Linked DNA regions of Homo sapiens: regions 2 and 3 are each linked to region 1. Evidence: chromatin loops called from intact Hi-C (ENCODE). Cell type or tissue: PC-9. All regions are shown on one strand.

The links. Hi-C counts contacts between places; a loop is a spot of excess contacts. Peaks named below come from ENCODE experiments on the same cell type or tissue, not always from the same donor. Only the 100,000 strongest peaks of a DNase experiment are listed, where the experiment ranks them.
Region 2: a loop joins it to region 1, with 4 times the contacts of the local background. A loop is called at or near these places in 10 of 110 quality-filtered maps.
Region 3: a loop joins it to region 1, with 5 times the contacts of the local background. A loop is called at or near these places in 4 of 110 quality-filtered maps.

Annotation. Positions count from the first base shown.
Region 1 is chr22:45,915,006-45,923,005 of GRCh38, forward strand. WNT7B (Wnt family member 7B) reads right to left here. Exons shown (of 4, transcript NM_058238.3): 4 at 5,361-8,000. The coding sequence ends at 7,851. Among named protein-coding and RNA genes, the nearest start is that of WNT7B, 58 kb to the right of the region's middle. In PC-9, no CTCF peak of the experiment used is centred here; DNase peaks (open chromatin) are centred at 1,736, 2,330, 4,186 and 4,676; H3K4me3 peaks cover 877 bases; H3K27ac peaks cover 2,022 bases.
Region 2 is chr22:45,965,096-45,973,095 of GRCh38, forward strand. The region is part of intron 1 of WNT7B (Wnt family member 7B); the gene reads right to left. Among named protein-coding and RNA genes, the nearest start is that of WNT7B, 8.1 kb to the right of the region's middle. RefSeq lists enhancers at 1,888-2,784, 3,481-4,680, 3,500-4,403, 4,014-4,308. In PC-9, a CTCF peak has its summit at 4,446 (motif pointing left); DNase peaks (open chromatin) are centred at 4,166 and 4,456; H3K4me3 peaks cover 1,170 bases; H3K27ac peaks cover 1,595 bases.
Region 3 is chr22:45,860,316-45,868,315 of GRCh38, forward strand. LOC105373071 reads left to right here and starts at 6,434. Exons shown (of 6, transcript XR_007068133.1): 1 at 6,434-8,000. RefSeq lists an enhancer at 7,028-7,602. In PC-9, CTCF peaks have their summits at 3,768 (motif pointing right) and 3,967; a DNase peak (open chromatin) is centred at 3,796.

The sequences.
Region 1 (8,000 bases):
CTGTGCCCACCCAAGCTCAGCCCATCCTGGGGTCTGATACGAACCCCAGGGATCAGCCTGTCCAAATAGGGCAACCGAGGCCTAGAGGAGGAGTGTGGAAGCCTCTCCTGGAGAGCTTTTGCTGGGCTAGACGGACCTGGGGAAACAGCCTCCTCCCCAGGGCAACCTGAGGCCAACAGCCCTAGCCCACTGGGCCTGGCAGGGGGCTTGAGAGGGGGCTAGGAATAGCACCAAGAGGGGCCCCAGTGCCCAGCCCTCACTCCCCACTCCCCTACAGCCTCATCACAGCATGGGACACTTTCCTCCTGGGACCTAGGAGCTTGGCAGGCAGCCGGGGGTGGCTGGGCAGCCACAGGCCTTGTCCAGAGGGCACCAGGCTGCAGGGCCACAGGTGGGTGGGGTGGAGGGGGTGAGAGCTCCTTGTCCAGAGGGCACCAGGCTGCTGGGTCACAGGTGGTTGGGGTAGGGGGGCGAGAGCTCCTTGTCCAAAGGGCATCAGGCTGCAGGGCCACAGGTGGGTGGGATGGGGGGTGAGAGTTCCTGCTGAATGCTAGAAACCATGGGGCTCAAGAGCAAGAGTCCCCTCTGTCCCTCCAGAATCTTCTGAAACCTTGTCTCCAAGCTCTACCAGCCCCTGCCCCAGCTCCCACTAACTCCATCTCCACTGTCCCTTCAGTTACCCCAGGCTCGCCGCTTCCTTTCCCTCTGGCTCCCACGGTCTCCCCCCTTTCCTTTCCTACTTTTGCTTCTGGTCTCACCCTCCACACAGCTCCTCTAGGAAGCCATCCCTGAGTGCCCAGGCAGGGCTGCACTGCTGGCCCCTACTTCCCTCCATGGCACACTTGGTCATGGAGGCTGAGGGGAACTGTTCATTTGTCATTTTGCCCCTCGTCCTGGCCTGGGGCTAACTGGGAGAGGACCCCACTTGAGACTCAGCTCTGAGACCCCACAATGCCCGACCATGCTCCAGGCGCTGAAGTGCCCAGCACGTGATGGGCACGTGAAGACATGAGTGAAGAAACGAGTGTGTGACTGGGTGGATGCCATGGGCCGTGCTTGGTGGGAGCCAGAGGGAGGGTTGGAGCCGGGGGCCAGGGAAGAACCGTGGGCAGGGCCCCCACCCATCTGGAAAAGTGGGATGGTGTACGCAGGTCCAGCCGGCAAGTGGCCCCAGCTGTGGCTTCTTTGGCCCCAGCCGCTCGGACGGGGATGGTGTGCGCAGGTCCAGCCGGCAAGTGGCCCCAGCTGTGGCTTCTTTGGCCCCAGCAGCTCAGATGGGGATGGTGTGCGCAGGTCCAGCCGGCAAGTGGCCCCAGCTGTGGCTTCTTTGGCCCCAGCAGCTCAGATGGGGATGGTGTGCGCAGGTCCAGCCGGCAAGTGGCCCCAGCTGTGGCTTCTTTGGCCCCAGCAGCTCAGATGGGGATGGTGTGCGCAGGTCCAGCCGGCAAGTGGCCCCAGCTGTGGCTTCTTTGGCCCCAGCCGCTCTGACGAGGGCTTCCAGGGCTGCAGACGCCACAGGGACCTCTCCAGGGGTCCTGCCCAAGACCTTCCACTGGGCTTCTCCTGGCACTGTGCTTGTGAGGCCACCCTTAGGCCTCAGGGTGGTTTGGCTGCCTGCCCAGGGAAAGCAGTGTGGCCTCAGGTAGGACACCTGGGTCTGGACCCAGAAGGTGTCCCGGCCTTGCCCTGCTGGCCTCAGGCCCTTGCCTGCAGATGGAGTGAGAGGACTCCTCAGCTTCCGCCTGCGTCTCCTCCCCGCTGCTTCCGAGTGAGGCTGGGAGGGTTTTCCCTTCTGTGGCTACAGGACTCCAGCTGTGAGAGGTGAGTGGCCCAGACCACAAGAGGTCCTGGACACAGGACAGTGGCCTGGAGGCCCAGGCTGCCTCCCCTGGCACGACCTCCATGTGTCCTAAGGTGGGGTCAGCAGACGACTCGAAAAAGAGCTGGGTCTCCAGTTCTGGCTGGAGGCACTGCTCACCCCAGGGTCCTGGCAGGAGCACCTGCCAAGGGCAGGCTGTAGGTGAACTTTGGGTCCTGAGACCCCCTCTCCTTTGCATTTTGCTGGCCACCTGCCCACTGGGCACTGTGTATCTATGGGGCACTGCTGTGGGCATCAACATGCAACTCCCTGGATCCCCAAAACTCACAGGCTCTGATTCCCAAGGGTCCTAGGGCACCCAGGCCAAGTGGCTCTGAGTCCCCGGGTCCTTCAAGTGCAAAGACCTGATGAACAGACAGGTAGAACCCTAGGGAAGGAAGGCAGGTGCAAGCTCAGACTCAGAGGGAAACAGGCTAGGACGAGGCCTGGGTCACCGCCAGCTGGAGTCCCTGGTTCCCGTGGCGGAAGGAGTCTGCAGCACCTGCTCCAGCTTTGGGCTCTCCCGGGAGCAAGCTGGCGGCTCTGCTCGGGGAGCTCAGGTTTTCCCGTGTGTCTGGCACACGGTGATTCAGCCACCCCTCCCTGTGCACCGCTCTGCCCCTCTGCCCCTCTACCCCCTGACCACGGCCCCTCCCAAGGGGCCAGCAAGACTAGCCCAGCTTGGGGAAAAGGTGGTCCACAGCCCCTCCTTCCTGATCCCCCTCCTTTAACTCCCAGTTCTGGGAGTTGTGAAGTTCACTCAGACGCATCGAACTCAGACCTTGCCTGCTGCTTTTTAACTGGGTCTTTCTTGTTCTGTTGGTGAAGATACAGTGTTGCTCGTCATCTCTCTGCGACCAGCCATAGCCACTCTGTTCCCCTTCATCTCTCTGTGACCTTGGACAAGGTCCCTGGGCCTCTGTGTCCCCTCATGGGAGGAGGCACATGAGTTGGGTAGAAGGAAGACCCCAGAGGGCCTGGATTCAAATCCTGGTTCTGCCTTTCACTGGCTGTTGAGCTTGGACGGGTTTCCTTACTCTCTGTGCCTCAGTTTTGCCATCTGTAAAATGGAACTAGCACTGACCTATTTGGGGAAGGGGTGTTGTAAAGGTCGTGGACACGTGTGGAACAGGCCCAAGGCCTAGCACGGGGCTGTGCTGGACCTCAGCCAGCTTGGGAGACAGGGGCCGTCACAGAAACAGGACGCTGCCCCTAAGGGTGGGAGCTGAGGCAGGGGAGGAGGAGAGAGCAAGACTCTACAGCCAGCTTGTTGCAAGCCGGGGTCAGGGAAGGAAGAGTGTGGGGTGCATCCTGGGAAGAGCCAGCGGGAGCACAGGCAGGGCTGGGGCTCACTCTGCAGGGGGACGGGGAGGGGATGGGCTGTGGGCACCTCAGTGGGTCAGAAAGGACTCTAAGGGTACACCAATGAGACATCCTCTGCCCTCCAGGGCCACAGGGCCCCTGTGTGCTCTGGCCACCAGACAGTGCCAAGTGAATGGCGCGGGCAGCCCTGTGGGACAGGGCAGGGTGGGAGCCAGGGCTGCAGCTCAGCTGTGAGTCAGGGAAGGACGTGGATCCCCCAAGAGAGGAGGAGGGGACCCGGTGGCAGCAGGGCAGAGGCTCTGTTCCCTTACGTCCCTTCTACAGAGCGGGAAGCCCGGGCTCAGAGGCCTGGAGGAGTGAGTGCAGAAAAAACCCTTTCCTCGCTCCCAGGCTGCCTGGGTCGTCAGCTGTTGCATCCCCCCAGATGGGCCACCAGCCTCACCACCGGCAGCTGTGGGCACAGGCACCGCAGGGGAAGTGGGGTCGGAAGTCAGGGCCAGCCCAGGGCAGAACTGAAGTTGCAAAGGAATTAGCCAGCGAGCCTGCGTAGAGATGGGCTCCCAGAACTCCGGCCCTTCCAGCCATCGGTCCCCAAACCTTACGCAGCAAAGCCCACAGGAATGGCCTATGTCTGGGAGCAGCCAGGTGGCACGCCTGGTGCGGGAACCGCTGGGGCCAATCAGAGGGCAGGAAAGCCCCTGGTGTGGGCAACACCTGCAGGGCAGGGGTGGCCAGGGCTAAGCACGTGGGGGCACCACCCCATGCAGCAGTGAGCCACTGAGTGGGGGTGCGAGGGGCTGGCCAGGGGGAAATGCTCCCAAAATGTGAGCCTTAGGGGCGGAGGCTGGGGTCAGGTGGGCCCCCGGGCCAGGCCAGCAGTAAGGGTGAGGCCTCCAGCAGGCCCCCTGGGAGGATGTGCAGGGCAGCCCGAGGGGACTGGGTGGGGGTTGAACCAGAGCCAAGAAATCAGTACAGTCTGGGCACCAGGGCCGGGCATCTCAGAGGCTTCCTCATTCCTGGCCCTGTGGGAGTAGCCGGACCCCGGCGTGCCGCTGCTGCCGCCGCCGCCGCTGATTCACTTACTGTCTCACGGGGAACCAGGGCCTCCTGCCAAACTGCCCAGCCCAGGCCCCATGCACGCCAGCCCCATGAGCCCCACCGACCACCAAGTCCTGGCTCCGGGCCACCCTCTGCTCTTAGATGGGGAGACTGAGGCTGTACATCCAGGAGGGTCGCCCCAGAGGCTGCCCATGCATCAGGAAGGAACAGGGCTGGGACTGTGAATCCAACACTCTTTTCTGGCTGTCGCCCCCTCTCCACACCCTGGAGGGGTCCATTCCCCTTGAGAAGCCCCTCCACTGGGATCTGGGTCTGGGGCCAGTTCCGTGGGTGCCCGGGCTGGGCACAGCAAGGATGGGGTCTGTTTGATCAGCAGTTCCACCCGATGCCAGGCTGCTGGGACAGCGGGCAGTGGCCAAACCGGCCCTGCCACATGCCTCTGGCCCTCGGGGAAGTGCTGTGCATCGCCGTGTGCACGGCTCTCGCAGGATGCAGGCTGGGAGGCCCTGCCATGGCCAGGCTCTGGGGAGGAGCAGCGGAGCCTGTGGCCAGCTGCAGGCTGTTGAGCTTCTGGGGGCCTCATGCCACCTTCCCAGGCCTGGTGAGAGCAAGGCAGTCCCCAGGGCTGTGGAGCCAAAATCCACCAGACCCAGCTGGATGGACCTACAGGGACCCTGAAAGCCAGACCCCACCCTGGTCAGAGGGAAGCAGAGGCACAGGGCCCAGTGGGGCCTGCTGTCCCTTCTTCTTACAGCAGCTCTGGCCCAGCCCCCAGTAACCAGGTGCCAGGCCCATGGCCCTCCTGTCCCCGCAGCCTGAGCCTGGTGCTGTCCAGCAAGGCCTCAGGGTCTGTGTCCAGTGCCCCAGCTCCCCTGGCTGGGTGGGGACAGCCCAAAGGTGCCTGGAGGCAGGTAGGCATGACTTGATCTCAGGGGTGGGCTCTGGGCAAGGGTGTCTGGTGTGAGGATGGGAGGGACGGCCCACAGAGGGGCAGGAGGAAGCCAGACAGCTGGGGGCACATGAAGGCCTCGGGGGCTCGTCCTGGGTGGGCAGAGCATGTGTCCCCACCGGTGGGGCCGCAGCTGCAGGTACATCGCATGGGGATTCCACACACACTCACTTTTCCGATTCCAGCTTTTATTGGGCCGAGCACTCCCCTCCAGGGGAGGCTGCCGTCAGAAGGGTGGGGACGCAGCACCTTGGTCGCCATCACCCCCATCTGGGCCACCCTGACCCCCGTCTCACCCAGGCAAAGGGCCTGTTGCTGGCAGACTTTGGGGTGGGCAGGGGCTCAGTGGGGTGCCCGGCAGCCAAGGGACAGTGCGAGTGTCTCGGTGGCATCAGGGGCCCCAAGGGTCTGTTGAAGCAGGAGGAGCCTGGTTCGGGAGATGGGGGATGGGATGGGGGGTGGGTATGGGGAATAGGGATGAGGGATGGGATGGGGGATGGGGTCAGGGATGGGATGGGGGATGGGATGAGGGATGAGATGAGGGATGGGATGGGATGGGGGATGAGGGATGGGGGCCGCAGCCATCCCCCTCTCCGGTACCCAGTGTAGGTCACAATAATTTAAAGACACTATAGACATTTCGACGCTATATAACAACATAAGTTAACCAGGTTCCTTGCAGAGGCTGCCGGGCCTATGGACTCAGGTGTGTTCTGGGACTTGGGGAAGGTAAGGGGATGGGGCCAGGCTGAGGGTGGGGCATTCACGGTGGCCCGGAGACTCAGAGCGTCCAGGCATGGTTAGAGGCACATGGGCTGGACCACAGGGCCAGAGCCCAGGAGGGACCCACTTGCCCCAGGCTGAGCCCAGGCCCTTGGCTTGTCGGCTGCTCAAGAACACATTCCTACGGGCTTCCAAGAGAACACACCCTAAATGGGGGCCAGGCCGTGGGCAGTGGGGGTGCACCAGGAGCCAGCTGCAGACCATCCTCTCTGGCCTCGGACAAGTTCCTCCCTCTGTCACTCATGCTCCTCAGAGACAGGGGTGGGAGCATCCAGAAAGGACATGTCCAGCTCTGGATCCAGATTTTCTCAGCACTGGGGTCAGGGTAAAAGGACCAGGACAGGGCTAGGCGAAGCCTCAAAGGCACCGAGGGGAGTGCAGGCCCCAATGAGGCTGTCAGGGGGTGGAGGGAGCAGCCAAGTGCCTCAAGGCATGGGAGCTACCTACTGCCACCCCGGGCATCCTGATGTGTTCTCCCAGGTCCAGAGCCCCAGGCTGGGCAGGAGAAAGGTGGAAGCCTCCAGTCACAGCTGCAGGGTCTCTGGTAGGTCCTTGTGCCACTCTGGGCCTCAGAGTTCCCATCTGTCAAGTGGGACAAACATCCCTGACCACTCACCACCTGCCTGACCCCCGCGGCAGCACTGTCCCAGGGGTCAGGCTGGCTCCAGGGGGAAGGGGGTCTCTGTAAACTGGAGGTGCCAGGCCGGGAGGGTGACAGGATGAGGGAGGGAACGAAGGACTCCTGGAACCTGACGTGGGTGATATTTTGATTTGCTTGATATTATTTTCTTTTCTTTTTTTGAGACAGAGTCGTGCTCTGTCACCCAAGTTGGAATACAGTGGCACAATCTTGGCTCATTGCAACCTCCACCTCCCGGGTTCAAGCAAGTGTCCTGTCTCAGCCTCCTGAGTAGCTGGGATTACAGGTGCACGCCACCACGCCCAGCTAATTTTTGTATTTTTAGTAGAGACAGGGTTTCACCACGTTGGCCAGGCTGGTCTCGAACTCCTGACCTCAGGTGATCCACCTGCCTCGGTCTCCCAAAGTGCTGGGATTACAGGTGTGAGCCACCGCGCCCAGCCATTGATAGGATTTTCAAAAGAAGGAAAGACGGCATGGAGGAGCCTGTCCATGGCTCTCCTCCAAGGCCCGGTCAGGGCTGTGTGGTCTGAAGAGCCCCTGCCCAGCTCACTTCTAGGACCTGCAGGCACCGCGTGGTCCCCATCAACCCCAGGCTGCCTCAGCTCTGCAGGGGCAGAGGGCCGGCCAGGTGGGGCCGGGAAAGGAAACAGAGGGTGTCTAGGGGATGGGCTGACACAGAGTACGGAGTTAGGACTGGCTATGTGTTAGTGCCGAGAATCCTCTTCTGATACTAAGAAAACATAAATAATTTGTGTCAACATCTGTCCCCACCGCCCCAGGGCCCAGCGGCAGACCCAGCCTGGGAACTGGTCTGGAGAGGCCAGCCGGCGTAGCTTTTCTGTGTCCATGCCGCCAGGTGGGGCTGGGGACGCTCAGTCTCCTCATCACTTTGCTCTCTGGGATACAGGTGTGTCCTGGACGTTCATTTTCCCAGAGAGAAGAAAGAGAACTTGCCGGGCCCCGTCGGGGAGCACCAAGACCCCTGGCCTTGCTCTCTGGGTGGGTCACGGGTGCTGTTCTGCCGCAGGAGGTGATGGGAGGAGGTGGCAGGAAGGAGCCCCAGGGAGGCGGGCAGAGGGCGTGGGCCCCGGCCGGTGCCCTCCTGCACCTGGAGCTCCCCGCTTCTGCACCCGTCTATGTCTGCTGCTGGCAGCACCAAGGCAGGGAAGGTGAGGAGTGGATGTGCAAAATGCCGCCGGGTTCCAGGGTGCCCGCGGCCGCCTCCGGGCCTGGCCTCACTTGCAGGTGAAGACCTCGGTGCGCTCGCTGCAGGTGTTGCACTTGACGAAGCAGCACCAGTGGAATTTGCAGTTGCACTGCCACACCTTGGTGTACTGGTGGGTGTTGTAGCCTCGGCCGCAGCACATGGTGTCACAGCCGTCCGC
Region 2 (8,000 bases), 50 kb after region 1:
TCCAGCCCTACTCAAACCTGCTGCTCCCCACTCCTGATGCTGCCACATCCTCTTCACACCTCCAGGTCTTTGCCCACGTCTGTCCCTTTCCCAGGAACCCACCTTCCTTCCCTCCAGCAGGTCCTTCAGGGCCGAGGTCAGAGGCTGCCTTACTTGAGAGGTCTTCCCTGGGCCACCCTCATCACAGATGGCTTAGAGCTCCTGCTGTGGGTCCCACAGGGCTTTGTGTCAACGACGCTGGAAGGCAGGGCGGTAGGGACTTTCCTTCCCAGTCACACCTGCACACCTGGCCAGCCCTGATAACCCACCCGCGGGGGCTGCCGTCACGCTGTGGGCATGAAGGGAAAGTTCAGGGTGGTGGTGGAGCCAGCAGGAAGGGGAGGAGGGAGGAAGAGGACCTGGGGGAGCATCCAGACCCACCACCCAGATGGGGAAACTGAGGCCCAGAGAAGGGGAGGGATACCCTCAAGGTTGCCGCAAGCCCACAGCTGAGCCAGGAACAGGACCTGGGCATCCAGGACCACACACATGCTGACCCAACAAAGCTGGCCAGGCTGGTCTCAGAGCTCCTGGGTCAGGGGCGAAAGCAGGACAAGACCCAGAACAGAAGGCCTCTGGGCTTCCCATACCCGCAGGACAGCTGCACCTCTGGTCCCAAAGCTAAACTTGGAGGCAGCCCCTGCAACCTTGAGACCCTCGCTCAGGGCCCCGGGGACTCTTGGTCAACACACAGTTCTAAGCAACTGGAGGCATTGGTTTCTGCCTGGAGAGGACAGGCAGGAAACGGGACACGCAACAGAGCCCGCCCAAGGCTGGAAACCCGCCTTAGTAAAACACCGTGACAAGTGGCATGGACCCGACAGCCAGGAGTCCCTGGGCTCAAATCTGGGCTCAGCTGCTTGACCTGGGCGAGTGACTCTGCACCCTGACCTCGTCTTCCTCACTCCACCACCTACCAAGGCAGACGGGCCTCTCCTAGCTCCCCTTCTCTGGCAGCCCGAGGGGGACACAGATTCCAAAGCAGACCCTGGGCACTGTGCACACGTCAGTCCCACTAGGGAGGGCCTTCTGGGGGAAACTGAGTCCTCCAGAAGTGGGAATGCCTCATCCTGTGTCCCCCAGGCGGGGGTCTGCAGGGCAGGCAGTGCATTCTGGAGGACTTCCCAATTGGAAGGGGCTTTGCCATCTGTCTCACCACGTGGGACTGCGCGGGCCTAAGTCTCAGCTCTGGATGCCTCCTCACCCTGGCCACGCCAATACCCACTGCGCGGAGGCCAGCTGAGACACCACCAGTCCTTGTGCCCGGGCTCCCTCCGGCCTGGCCCATTCAGAGCTCCAACAGGGCACGGAAGGGTTGGAGCAGGGATCACAGTGCGGGAGGGCTCCAGAAAGCGATAGAGGCCTGCAGGGGTCATGGGATAGGACTCCAGGGGATGCTCACTCGGGCTCTTCTCCGTTGCTGCTGACACCCGGCAAGCTGCTCGTCGGGTGCGGTGGCTTCCTCCCAGGCCCAGCTCCAGGCACCTGCAGGCTTCACACTCTAAAGCTGCAAAGGCTGCTTGGGGGAGCAGGACGTTAGTGTCTTCTGCACACAGCCTCAGACCCAGCCTCGTGGCAGCTCCAGCACCTCAGCTGCCACCTGCTCCAGCCTGGGGATGGAGGAAGTGTCGATGGCCCTGTGCCAAGCCTCACTTGCCACTCTACTACTGAGACTGTGGGATGGCCTCTGGAAAGGCCAACCACTCCACCGGCTGCTTGCACAGAGAACCTGTGAGCGCTGCTTCTCTGCCCAGGCAGGGACCCTCCCCAGCATCCCCGGCCCTCACTCCTGCATCTGCTTGTATGCCTCCGGGGCTGGAGAACTCACTGCCTCTCTGCCAACAGTGGAGCTGACCCAAGCCTCAGGACCCACGCTCAGAGGACAAGAACGCCCTGGGTGAGGGGCAGGGATGGGGGAGGGGCCCCAGGCAGGCTGAGTGGGAAGACAAGGAAGGGGGGAGGGAGCGCACCTGTACCCACCCCCACCCTGCCGGCCAGCCTGAGGTGAGGCCCCCAGCCCTGCGCCAGGGACGGAGGACAAACGGTGGTTTTGTCCTTGGCCAGCGGGCGGCCCGCACCACACAATGACCCTTTCATCAGGCTGAAGGAGCCCTGGGCCGGGGTTTCATCTGACAAGGGAGGGCGCCCGGCCTCCTGTCCCTTTGGGAGGGGAGCTGAGCCCCATCTGAGCCGGACCCAAGGCTGTGTAGGGCGGCAGCCTTAGGAGCCTGCTACCGCCTCTCCATCTGCTGGGGATGACAGGGAGCAGTGTGAGCCGTGAGGGCTTGGGCTCCCACTGCATGTGGGTCCTAGTTCTGGGGCTCCCACTGCATGTGGCCCCTTCCAATTGGGAAGTCCTCCAGAATGCACTGGCTCCGCACCCTGGCCCTGGGCCGATGGCCTAGACACCCACAACCGAGCCCTCTACCTCATCCAACACCGCTATGCCACACCCAGGGTCTGTTAGGGTCCTCCGAGAACAGAGCCTTGGTCCACACCCAAGCAGGGGCCCTGGGCTCCCCATAGGCACCCACCTGCCCTGCCAGGGTGACTCAAGCCTCCGGGGATGTGGTGGGTGGGAGGGGAAGGGGCGGGAGTGTGACTTGCTTGGCCATTGTCCACTGTGTCCCCAGAGGAGCCCAGGGAAGTGTGTGAATGAGGGAACAATAATGTGCCGTCGGCGCCTCAAAAATCACCAACTTCATGATCATCACCTCGCCCCCCATCAGCACCTCCAACTGCTGGCTGGAGCCTGAGGCCCTGGGAGACCCTGATTCCACTCCCCGTGGGACTGCATAGGGGGAGCTTCCCTTCAGAGGCAGCGCGGGCACTGGGTGAGGAGCTGGAACTGGGAGGGCTGAACCCCTGGGATCCAAGGTGACCTTGGGAAACAGCCTCTTCTCTGGATCCTGGCATCCCATCGGCCCACCTCAGCAAGATGTTCTGAGCCTCCCTGGAGGGGAACCCCTGGTGAATGTGTTTGACAGTATTGTTCCCTCTTCTAGGGGTCTCTTTCATGTGCCTGTTTAGTCTGGCCAACTCCTATCCATCCTTCAAAACCCTGTCTGAGAGTCATCTCCTCTGGGAAGCCCTCTGAGATGCCCTAGGGGGTCCACCACTCCTTCCTGAATGAACACAGCCACTGGGCCTCCCTCTGTGCTGCCTGTGGCCAACCTCCCTGTTCCTGATAGCTGAGAATGGCCTGTCTCCTGCACACCGACCACACCAGGCATCAAGCTAGAGCTTCCCACAGCCACCCGGTGAGGTTTGTGCTCCCGTGATCTGCACTGGAGAGGGAAGAGCTGGGCCTTGGGACACAGCCAGGCAGTGAGGGCCCTGTGGAGTCAGGATGAGGACCCAGATCTGAGTCACTATCATGCCCTTTGGCCTCACGGGAAACCATGTTAGAAAACGGCGCATTATCCTACAGGCCTCAGTGCACAACCGTGGAGTCCAGCGTCACCCCAGGACCTCCTGTCCTCCCTCTGCACACAGACGGTCCAGGATGCACATTCTCCCCTTTAGCCAATGGTTGTTGGGTCTCGTCCACCTGGTGATGAGTTCTGGGGAGTTTCCTGTGATTAGGGAGGCTCCACTTGCCCACCTCCAGTGGGGGGTCCCCAGTTGAGATCTCATCAGATTTCCCAGCTTGAACCCCACATGCACACCCTCTATGGAACGTTCTACACTTTCAAGTGCCAACTACACGTGGCCTGATCTGAGCCTTGGGAGAGGGATCACCATCCCAAGTGACCCATGAGGAGACTGAGGCCCAGAGAGGCTCATGGACCTGCTCAGGGCACACAGCAGAGCCCCTCCCAGACCTGGATAGACGCAGACCCTCCAGGCTGGGAGTTGCCCCTCCCCCAAGGGCAACCTGAACACGCCTGAGCCACGGGGCGCATCCTGTCCCCACACGGGCCATGGTGCCATGGGAGTAGGCCTGGTTCATCTCCTCCCCCTCGAGGGTCATGGCCACAGCACTTCTGGGACTGTGGCTGGCACCGCTGACAAAGCCACAGCGGTGGAGCCGGGAAGAGGCCTGGCCTGGCGGGGCCGTGGTAAGTGCCCCCCCACCCTGCCACAGCCAGGTGGTCGGTGAGTAACCGCCCCGTCACCCATGACTCACTTGGCTCCCCAGAGCAGGCGGTCACCATGACAGGCTCCTACCGGAAGACCTGGGGGGGTCGTCAGAGCCAACCCCCACATCTGGGAGAGGAAGACTGAGAGCGGAAGAGACCTGCCTGGGACAGAAGCGCAGCCTGGTCCTGGTCAAGGCCTCAGCCAGGCCCCCATTGCAGCTGACCCAGCACCACAAGCCTTCCTCTTGGCCTGCAGTCCCCTACCTGCCCTCCCTTGGGCCCTTACTGACCCCCGCTGGCCCTGGGAGCTCCTGCACTGACAACAGAGCTCTGCACAGAGAAGGCGAGGGCTGGCCAGAGCCGCCTAGCACGGCTGCAAGTCAGCATGTAGCAGGGGCGCAGGGCGCTTCCAGGCCAACACACCCGTCCAACCTGATCAGTGGCAGGGGCCCAGGCATGCGTCTGGGATTCGGTGTGCACCGACCACAGCCCAGGACAGGGAGCTAGAGGAGCAGTCCAGATGAAAGGGGGAGGATCAGCTGTCAGCCAGCGTCTGGGATCCCAGCAATGGGATCTGGAAAGCTCCTGAAAGTTCTCTGGAGCAGAATGAAGCCTCCACCCAGCGACCCTCCTAGCCCAGGCATCCTCAGATCCAAAGGCCAATGCCATCGAGTGCGCCTGCAGTGCTGAGGGTCGGCTGACACTCACCCCCACCTCTCACAGCTCTCCAAGCACTTGCTGCTGGCTGCCTCCCCCAAGTGCAGCCATCGGGTCAGAGACATCGAAACCAAGGTCTTCTCACTTTGCATGCTTTCATTCAAACCGAATCGCGCAGGCCCTACTCCCATCTATGGTCAGCCTTGCGCCCACCAAACAAACCGGGCAAGGGAAATCTGAGACCCACCCCCCTCACTCCGGGAACGTGTCTGGGTTCCTCTCCGCTTGGGGAAGGCTGGCGTCAGCGTCTTCCTCCCTGTGGGGCAGGAGCTACTGAGGGCAAGTCAGGGATGCAGTCTGCCTTCCTGTCCCCGACGACCCAGGCCAGACCCCAGCACTGGCCCAGGGATGCCTGGAAAAACTGTTTCCTTAGGAGAATTTCTGCCAACACAGCTGGGCAGTGCACACTCCAGGAGCAAGCCTGGCGGGGGTAGTCACTGCAGGCCCGGATGAGGGGCCAGCCCTGAGGTAAACCCGGGGTCTGCAGAGGTACACTGGGCACCACCTTGCCCCAGAGGCCCCTCACTGCTGCCTTGGCATCAACTCCCACCAGGCTTCTGGGGCCCCTGCGCACCTCCCTCTCTCCGACCCTTACCCCAACCCCCAACCCCCCCACTTCCCTTGCCTCCACCTCCGCAGGACTCCTGGTCTCCCACCCCGGACACCTCTCTATGAACACCGAACCTCAGCCAGCCGGCTCCAAAACTGATTTCCCAAGCACCGGAGCTGCCAATTCTCTAGCAAGGCCTAAGGCTGAAACGCCAGGATTCTGGGGAGGGGGAGGCTTCCTGGCCTCCAACCGCTAGACGCTGAAATTCCAAAGTCCCCTGGTTGATCCAGTTCCTGGAAAGGACACCAGAAGCAGGACCCAGGGACCCTGGCACTTTATCAGCCTGGGTCCCCACTGCTCAGGCGGTCCCCACCCGCATGCGCCCTGCTGCCCCGCCCCCCTCAGGCGATGCCTCCGCAGCCGGGGCTGCCCGCCGGGCCTGGAGCGCTCTCTGTGCCCGGACCTTGTAATTATGTCCCACAGCCCGGGAAACCGCGGGCCTCGCAGCATCTGGCTGCGGTTGCGAACTTTTGTTTCAAGATGCGCGACTATTTATAGAAGGAAAACTGGTAGGATAGTAATTTCCTAGGAGCAAGAGGAGAAATTGGCTGCGTCTTTATTAAATGGGGGTGGGGGCGAGGCGATGTATTAGGACTGCAACCGCATGGGGGGAGGGGGTGGCGCAGGGAGCGGGAAGGCAGCGGCTGCCCCCTCTGGCCGCGTCAGGCGACCCCGGACGTGGCCCGCGTGTAAAGGAGGGGGAGGGGGAAGGGAAGAGAAGGGGAGGGAGAGCAGGCTCTGAGGTTTAATCAGTAGCATCCAGCTTAAATTCCCCCAAACGGCGGTTCCATAAATGAAACTTCTTTTTAAGTCAGAGGCCAGAGCATATGCGTCCCATTAGGAATTCGGCGAAGCCACCACTGCGCGCCCCCTGGGCTCACTGGGCTGGACTCGGCCCTGCCCGGAGCTTCTCAGAGCCCCGTGGGCTCTGCCTTGCCGGGCACACACACGCGCGCCCACGCTCCGCGCTCTCCCTTGGCCGAGACAACTGGGCGAACGCGGCCGCCAGCACGCAATGCGCGTCCTCCTCGCCCCCAGGTGAGGACTCGGCAGGGGCAGGGATCAGGCTACCCAGCGCGGCAGGAAGGCGCGAGAAGCCGCAGCGACTTCGGGGTACAGTCCGGGCGCTGTCCGGTGAAGCGCGGCGTGCACGTGCATGCCGGTGTTTGCACGAGGGAGCGGGTGTGTGAGTGCGGCTCTCCCAAGTGTGGCATGGTATTGCGCGCCGCGTGGGTTAATATGGGGAGGGGTCCCCCGCTGGTCCAGGACTCTGCTGGGACGCGCAGGGAATCTCGGCGCCGCTCGCGTGCCCGCGGGCCCTCGCGCTGGGCGTGCACAGCCTGCTCTACTCCCGCAGTCGAGCCGCTCTCAGGCCATCCTTTCTTTGACCCCAGAGCCAGGACTTCTCACTGCCGTAGCTGCCCGCCAAGTGCTCCACCTCGGCAGCTTAGGCTGGCGAGGCGACCTAAAGTCCCCCGGCTCCCGCGCGCGACGGTCACCCGGTGCCCCGCCCAGGGGCCTCGCTGCCGCGTTCCCTGCCCGCCCGGTTCCAGCGCTGGAGGCCCGGGGGGAGCCCACCCGCCCACCCCGCACGCCGCCCGCGGCACTCACAAGTAGCTGCCGCTGGACAGGAGGAGAAAGATCTGCGGGCAATAGACGGAGACGAGCGCGCTGCGCGGCGACAGTAGAAGCATGGTGGGCCGGCGTGCCTGGCGGGGCTGAACAGGCTCCGCGGGCCGGGCGCCTGGGCCAGCTGAGGCCGGGGTCCCCGCGGAGCTCCCCGATGCAGGGCGGCGGCGCTGGGCGCTAGGGGCCGGGTCTCGTGGGCCCGGGCGCAGTTGTCGCCCGTGCCCCGCCGCTAGGGCCGCGCATGGCGCTGGGTCTGGGGCAGCGGCGGGAGCTGGGGCTGGAGTGCGGGGCGGGGACCCGGCCGGGGGCAGCGGGCGCGCCTTGGCTGCGGTCTGGACCTCCGTCCGTCTGTCGGTGCGAACCGGCTCTGTCGCTCGCTCTGGCTCACTTCTCCAAGTCTCCCGAGGCGCGCAGCTGCCATTGGACGGGCCGCCCCTACATCCGCCTCCTCCCCCGGCGGGTTTTTTTAAAGGGGAGGCTGACCGGAGCGTGCGGTGGGAGCCGCCTCCAGGGCTTGCCCAAGTTGCCTTGGCTGGGACACCCGTACCCCCACCTTTAGGGAGCCACACAGCTCTGGCCTGGCTCCAGAAGGTGCACGTGGGGGCGGCTCCCCGGGGGAACTGCGCGGAGGCTTGTGCTCCTCTTGGGGGGCTGTGCTCGGCAACGTATGCGCGTGTGTGCATGCATGTGCCTACATGTGCCTGTGTGTGCCTGCGGGAGCGTGGGCAGTCTGTGAGGACAGGTGTGTGTGCACAGATGCATTGAGTGTCCTGAGCCTCTGCCCCCGTGTGCCCTGGGTTTAGGGAGGCTGGCTGTGGGTCGCACACAGGCACTGCCATGGCTAACCAGGCCCAGCCTTGTGCTGGTGCTGAGCTTGCACGACCCTGCCTGGGCACCTCTTTGGAGAGGCCGCCAGTGGGAAG
Region 3 (8,000 bases), 55 kb before region 1:
ACAGGCCCAGTCCCTACTCTCACCGGAGCTAGCCCGGTGGGGTGCAGACTTTGAACGTGCAGTTCACGTGGGGCCCAGGTGAGCCAGTGCCAGGCCTGAGTCGCTTCCCTGGTGACCAGCTGCAGCCTCCTGTCCATCCTGCGCCCTCCTCCTTTCCATCCTCCCTGCTGAGACTTGCCTGCACGTGAGGCCCGCCCGCGTCAGTGCCCCTTTGTGAGATTCGCCCATGCCAGTGCTCCCGCATGAGAAGGTACGCGCACATCACCCCTGCATTCTCACGGGACATAGGGTGTGATGGTTCATTTTATGTGTCAACTTGACCAGGCCATAGGGTGCCCAGATATTTGTTCAGGTATTATTTTGGGCTCATGAGGGTGTCTCTAGATGAGATTAACATTTGAATTGAATTTGAATTGGTAGACCCCATAAAGCAGAGGGCCCTCCCCAACGGGGGCGGGCCCCATCCAATACATTGAAGGCCTGAACATCACTAAAGGCAGACCATCCCTCCAGCAAACCAGAATCGAGGTCAGGATTCCATCCGGTGGTTTCCAGAGGGTACCTTGCTCTTAGAAGATGCTGAGCAGGGAGGGGGGAGGAATAGCATCGGGAGATATACCTAATGCTAGATGACGAGTTAGTGGGTGCAGCGCAGCAGCATGGCACATGTATACATATGTAACTAACCAGCACAATGTGCACATGTACCCTAAAACTTAAAGTATAATAAAAAAAAATAAAAAAAACAAGACCATTTCATAATATTGTTTAAAACAAAACAAAACAAACAAAAAAAAGAAGATGCTGAGCAAATGGCAGCCGCCGTGCTGGGGCTCCTGCAGAGTGGGGTGGGGGGCGGGGTGGAGTGCACAGAGAATCCTGCTGCAGCAGAGGATGGCAGAGCCCCACCTGCTTCCATTGGCAGGATCTGTGTGGGTCCTTATTCTGGGCTTTTATTCACATTGTTCTCCCCCACCAAAAACCTGCTCTTTCTTTAAAGCCCGGCCACAGTGCCCTCCCCCTGTCAGGAAACCTTCCAAGGACTTGGGTCCGCCTCGATCTGCACCTTCCACTAACCCCTGGGACGTGTTCCCACTGCCGTAGATGGTTTCATGCATTATGACGACTCACTCAGAGCAGGCACTGGGAGAGAGATGAATGGTACGCCTGTGGGAAGCAGGCAGCAGGTCACTGCAGTCTTAGGCCTGGTCATGACAGCCCAACCTGGCTTTCTCACAGCTGTGCTTTGATGATGCCTGGGCTCACGTGTCCAGCAATCTATCCCTTCAACAAATACCAAGCACCAGACCCTGGGCTGGGCACTGGGAAAAGACAGTGGCTCTCCAACTGAGGCACTAAAGAAGCGCAGCTTCAATTGTGACAGGGGCTGCAAGAGTGTCGAACAGTCTCCTTTCATAGCGCGTGCATCATGCCTTCAGCACCCTTGAGCTCCGCAGGGGCTACTGAAAACCTGAATTCTGCCCAAACATCTGGCCCCCCATCTCCTCTCACCTCCTACTTCACCAGGACCTTCAGACAGGAACTCCCTCAATTTCTCACCCTCAATCCTTCCAGCCTGCACCTGCACCCACCTGCTCCTGTCTCCCTCCTGGACAGTGAAAGAAGCCCATCTCCTTCCAAGGCCAGCCCTCCACCTGTGAGCGACGCTGCCCATTCCACTTCCACAGGGACCTCACGCTCAGGCAATCCTCAGTCTCCTGCATCTTCCACCTCTCCCTCCCTGCCACCTCCTTTCCCGTAGGCTCAAGCCTGACCCATCCTAAAAGAAAAAGAAAATGCCCGAATTCCAGATACCTTGTTATTCATTATTCAGCTAAGTTATCTTCAAACATTTTGTTCACATCTCCCCAAAGAACACGGAAAAAAATCTGTATCAAACTATCAAGTTGATTTCTAAATTTTTTCATCTTAAGTATTTACAGATGCAAATAATATAATTTTCAACAAATAGCTGAGATGCTTTAAAATAGAACAATTACATCACTCCTTCAATGATCTTAATAGAATTCAAATACAGAAAAATGTAGTACCCACCATTATCCATTTTGAAGTGGAACATGCTTTCTTTTAATGTTCGGAAATACAGCTGGCCCTCAAACAACACGAGTTTGAACTGCAAGGAGCCACTTATAAAATGGGTTTTTTTCAACCAAACATAGACTAAAAATGCAGTGTTTGTGGGATACTCCCAAATATACTGAGAGAAAGCTATATTCTTACTACTTCTTCTAAAACCTGCATTTTCATGTCCCTTCACTCAGAATGTTATCCTAAGGTAGTATGTTTATGCTTGAAATTCTAGAGAATAACTATGATTTCACATACAGAACTAAATTAAAATATATAACAAAAAGATGCCTGGAAAAATCTGAATATTTGGAAATTGAAAAGCATTTTTATGAATAACTTGTAGGTCAAAGAAGACATTAAAAAGCAAATTGGAAATACGTTGAGCTGAATAATATGGAAAATACAATATCTGGAAATTTTTTAGATGCAGCTAAAGCAGTGCTTGAGGGAAATGCAGAGCTTTATGCTGTGTTAGAAAAGAAGGGAGATTGAAAACTGATGATCTAAGTTCCCAACATAAGAAACTAGAAAAACAAGAGCAAGTGAAATACAAAGTAAGAAGAAAACAATACCAGGAAAAGCAGAATGAATGGAATCGAAAATTGTCAAACAATAGAGAAAATCAATAAAACCAAAAGCTGGATCTTTGAAAACATCCATAAAATTGCTCAATCTCCAGCTAGAAAAAACCCCACACTTTAAGGATAACAGCAGTGACAGATAGGACATCACTACAAGTCCTACAAAGGGAGATAAAGAAAAATTATGAATAATTTTATACCAAAAATGTTGACAGCTTAGATGAAATTATTTCCATGAAAGACATGAATTATTAAAATGGACATAAGAAGAAATAGAAAATCCTAATAGCCCTATATCTATTAAAGTCGAGGCCGAGCTCAGCAGTTCACACCTGTAATCCCAGCACTTTGGGAGGCTGAGATAGGAGGATTCCTTGAACCTAGGAGTTCGAGACCAGCCTGGGCAACAGAGCAAGACCCCATCTCTACAAAAAATAGAACAATTAGCCAAGGTGGTAGCTCATACCTGTAGTCCCAGCTACCCAGGAGGCTGAGGTGAGAGGATTGCCTGACCCCAGGAGGTTGAGGCTGTACTGCGCCATGATTGTGCACTGCACTTCAGCCTGGGCAACAGAGCTAGGTCCTGTCTCTTAAAAAAAAAAGAAAATAAAAGAAATTGTCTTCCACAAAGAAAATTCCAGGCCTCAATCATCAATCTTATCTTTCTCTAAAGCATGATTCACCCGGCAGCCAAAGTGATCTTTCTGGAGTGCAGCTCTGTCCTGCCATTCCCCTACCTGAAATTCTTCAGGGGCTTCCTCCCCAAGATGGCATTCGAAGCAACTGATGAGCCAGCTGGTGCCTCTTGACACCCTCATCTCTAACCACCATCCTTCCCCACTCTGTGCCCCCTCACACCCACACATCACACACTACTGCAAATTCAAGGCAGTAAGTTTGTTGAGCATTTGTTCAGAAAAGTTATAAGAAATAACATTTAAGCAGAGCCTCAAACGCTGAGTTGGGTGAGCCAGATGGAGAAGAGGTGGAAGAGCTCCCGGCAGAGCCAACTACACGTCTAACCTCCTTCCAGAGGTGAGAAAATCCCCACACATCCAATTATCCACCCCAGCAGCTCTCTGGCGGCAGTACCCCCTCCCCCCACCAGGGGGCATTTTGGACTATGTGGGAGCGTGAGTTGTCAGTCACTAGGGGATGTCACTGACATTTAGTGGGCCCAAGTGTCTGACATCCAGCAGTGCCCGGAACAGGCCCCACAGTGAAGTGCCTGTTCTCTCGGGTTTGCCTCTGGAAGGAGGTAACTTGTGCAGTTAGCTCTGCCGGTAGCTTCTCCACCTCTCCTCCACCTACCAGCGTTTGAGGCTCTGCTTTTCTCGGAAACCTTTCTGAACAAATGCCCAAGAAACTTACTGCATTGAATTTGCCTCCCCCACCCCCACCTTTTCTTAAATAGAAGTCAAGTTAAATTCCATGAGGAGAGACTTTTAACTTGAATATACTCTGAAAAACATTAAGGAGGGGAGAGGAAATGGTAATGTTTACTCTGTAACCATGGCGTCCTCCCCACTCCTGAGAGAGGCTTTCGCCTGCTCTTGGTATTCTTGAGCTGTAAGTGGTTTCCCTGGAGCTGCTGGCTCACACCTGGGCCTGCACAGTTGCAGCAGCTTCCCGACGCCCGCTCGCCTCTCCCCTTGCCGCCTCCTGCTTCCTCATCCCCATTCATCTTTGCCTTTCATTATATTAGTCCATCTTTCCGTCGGAAGCACCAGCACTCGCCAGGCTCTCCCCCTCCCTGCTCCCAGTCTGGGAGCCCATCTACCTGGGGACCCCCGGCCCTGCTCCCCAGGAAGGTCCTTGGGAAGAAAGGTGAGACCGTTCTTTAACCAAGGGAAGGGCAGGAAGTGTCCTGGAGTTTGCCCCATCTGGTTTGCCAGGACACACAGCAAAGAAGCACTTAGCTTCCGTCTTGGTATCTTTTTTTTTTTTTTTTTAATTTTGCATTAGTAATTATGGGCTGTGGTGTTACTGAAATCTGAAAAACTCAAGGAAGAAGTCTGCCTGCGCCGTGGTCATTGATTCTTTGCTTCTTTAAATGTATAGCTGAGTCTAAAGACTTGTCAGTCAAGGCAGGAAGATTAGCCTCACCCATGTGAAAGGAAGATGGGGAAGAAAAAAAAAAGCCTTGTCTGAACTTGAAAATAAAAATGCTGATGTGGTTTTTATTCCAAAAACATATCTTACTGATTAGGAGCATGGAGCACCACTGGATCGTGGGTGGGCCAGCTGTACTTGGCCTCCCCACTCTGCTGGGCCAGGCTGTCCGCCCGCAGGATGTCAGAGGCAGGGGCCCAGTGGGATCTTTGCTGATGGGTGTGGCGTGTGCACACGTGCACACAGGCACTGAGACGGTGCCCTCGGTCAGCACATTCACCTTCAGGCAGGAGACAGAAGGCGAGTCCCTGTGGAAGCAGCATGGACCCGGAGTCAGATGGGGCTGGGTTTGAACCTAGAGCTGTCATTTACTAACTGAGTAACCCTGGGCAGGTGACAAATGCTTTGAGCCTTTGTTTCATTGTCTGTAAGACAGGGATCGTGGCACCTACTTTGTTGAGGTTGATGGGGTAATGCATGCACAGCCCATGGCCCCGCCGACACAGGATAGACGCTCCATGAAAGGCCACCATGCCAGGGACTAGTGCGGTGCATGGCCATACTGCGGCCCTCTCCACCGCCCCCTACCCACCACCGCCCCCTGCCATCTGAGGCAGGCTTTGCCCAGGCAGCCTTTCCCTCTCTGGGTTTTCTCCCGAGGGTTTGGGCTGAAGGACAGGCCTTAGCCTTGGTGGGCCTCAGTGTCCATGACTGTGAAATGGAGCCGACACCTCTGCAGCTTCGACCACACAGGGCTTGTGGCTTGGCATGGCCGCAGACGCACTGCCAGGCCGGCAGCCTTCGCCAAGAACTGGATTCCTCCCGGCCTGGCCCGGCTCGGCTGGCATTCTCGCCAGTTTCATTGGGTTGAGTTCCAGAGCGATGGCAGCGATTGATAATGCTGTAATTGGAGTGACTTGGGTATTTTCTGAGGTGTTGCCACGATGACTCATACTAGGGCAAGTTGAGGGCCCGCACTGTCCAGCCGGAGTCGGTTAGAGACCCTCAGGAGGCTCACAGGCTCCAGGGCCTGGATGTTAGGATGTGAGGCCTGGGGTTACCGAGATCCCACACCCAGGAGATGCTCGCGTGGAGCCTTCGCTCACAGCGGCCTGCGCGAATGGGGCTTGCTCCGAGAGGTTCAGCTGGCACCGAGAGCTGGCACCGAGAGCGTTTCCAGCTGCAATCTGTTCCCAGCAATTAATAACTGTAAATAACAAGTCCGCTCCTCCGCCTGGCTCCGCGCTACTCTCCGCTTCCCTCCCAGCCCCTCAGCTGCTCCCCTTCCCGTGCCCACCCTCCCTCTCCTCCCCTCTTTCCTTCCATGTCGTCGAGAGGTCCCTGCCGTCCCTTCCCCGGGTCCCTCTGAGAACACCCAGCTCCCTTCCCGTAGGCCATGGGGGAAGGGACGAGCTCTGGCGCGGGGCAGGCGGGTGCTGGGGAGGTGGAGACAGCGCGCTCCCGAGCCCTGGACCACTCCCTCTGCCCCGCGCGGGGCCGAGCTCCACGGCACGTGCTTTGGCTTGGACCGGGAAGGCCCGCAGTCCCACAGTGCCCGGGGAGGACGGTCCGCGCCTTCCACGACTTCGCGCCGCCCGCGTGGCTGCAGCGCCGTGGCCCGGGGACGCGAGGCCACAGCCCGGGAGCGAGGAGCGCGGGAGGACCGGCCTGCCTGTGCCCGGCAAAGGGGGCCCTTCCGAGGCGGGCTCCCTTCCCCGCCGCTCCCGTAAGCGCGGGAGCCAGAGGACCCCAGACCCGCCGCGGCCCACCCCAAGCCCCGATCAAGTCCTGCAGCGCGGGAGGGACCCCTGCAGGCGCGGGGCCAGACGGGCGACAAAGCGGCGGACTGCGAGGGCCCTGAGGAAGCCGGCGGCGCGGGGTCAGGAGCAACCTGCTATTCGTAGGGTCAGGAGCCCACGCGTCCCCACTGCGGAGGGCGGGGTCGCAGCCAGGCCTCCCCGTTTCTAGCTGTGCGGCCTGGGGCGAGGTGCTTGACCTCTCGGGGCCTCAGTTTCCTTCTCTATGAAGCGGAGCTGATCGGCCGCGTCCCGGGGCTGCTGTGACAGTCCAAGGCGAGAACAGCAGCTCCGCGCCGCCCCTGGTGCTGGAGAACCGCTGGGGCCTCGGGAGAGGGCGCGGCGCGGCGGAGCGGCCCTGGCAGCCGGAGGGCGCGTGTGGCCAGGGCCGATCCTGCACTGCCCTCTGCGGGATGGCCCGGCCCAGTCCTCGACCCCCAGCACCTCCGCCGCCCGGCCTGGCCACCACCTCCGCTCCACGCGCCCAGGCCGCTCCCGTCGCGGGTCTCGGAGATTCTCCCGCGCCCAGGGGTGTCCCGCAGCCCCGGGCCTCAGCACCCAGCGCTCCCTTCTCCACGACGACAATGAGGCGGACCCTCCCCAGCGCCCTCCAGAGCTGTCGCATCCCGGGAGGTCAGGGCGAGTGTTGTTTGCATTTCACAGAGCAGGAAGCTTAGGCACAGACAGCGGCTCCCCGACCCTCGCTCGGCCTCTGCTGAGCAGGGAACGGCCTGAACGCGTCCGGCCAAGCGCCGCCTCCGGCCTCTGCCCGCGGCCCGGCGCGCCCTCCTCCCCAGCGCGCCCCTATCCTGCACGCATCCGCGGCCCCGGGCCCTTTCCGCAGCCCCACGCGGTCTCCTCCCGGGTTAAATCTATCCACTCGCGCGTTCCTTGGCAGCCGTGATCACAGGCGTGACCACGGTCCCCAAGCCCTCGCGCCTCCGTCCACGCTATTGCGGCCGCCCCTGCGCGCCTGTCCCCTCCCTGTCCCCTCCTTCCAGCTCTGGAAACAGCAGCACCGGAAGCCCCCTGCCCCAGACTCACTGCCCACCCCCGGCCGAGCTGGCTGCCAGCCGAGCCCCTTGGATCTCTGCGCCCCCCCGGGCCCCCCACCACTCCACAGCCCTGCGTGTCTCTGCTCTTTCTCAAAGTAAAGCCCTTCAAGTGCCATCCACTTGCGTCTCCCATTGGGATCCCCCTTCTCCCACCCCACAGCCCCTCCTCTGAAGCCTTTCATGTCCCTCAGTCTGGCTGCGACTCCTCCTTCTCCTGCCCTCCTGCTGGGTTCCCTGCCTTCCCCACTGGCGGCTTCTCCCCTGTGCTCTCCACCGGGTTTCTCTCTTCTACATTCCCTGGAAACCCATCCAGTTCTTCAGACACAATAATTCTCCTATGACCCCCAAATATGTGCAGCCTGGAC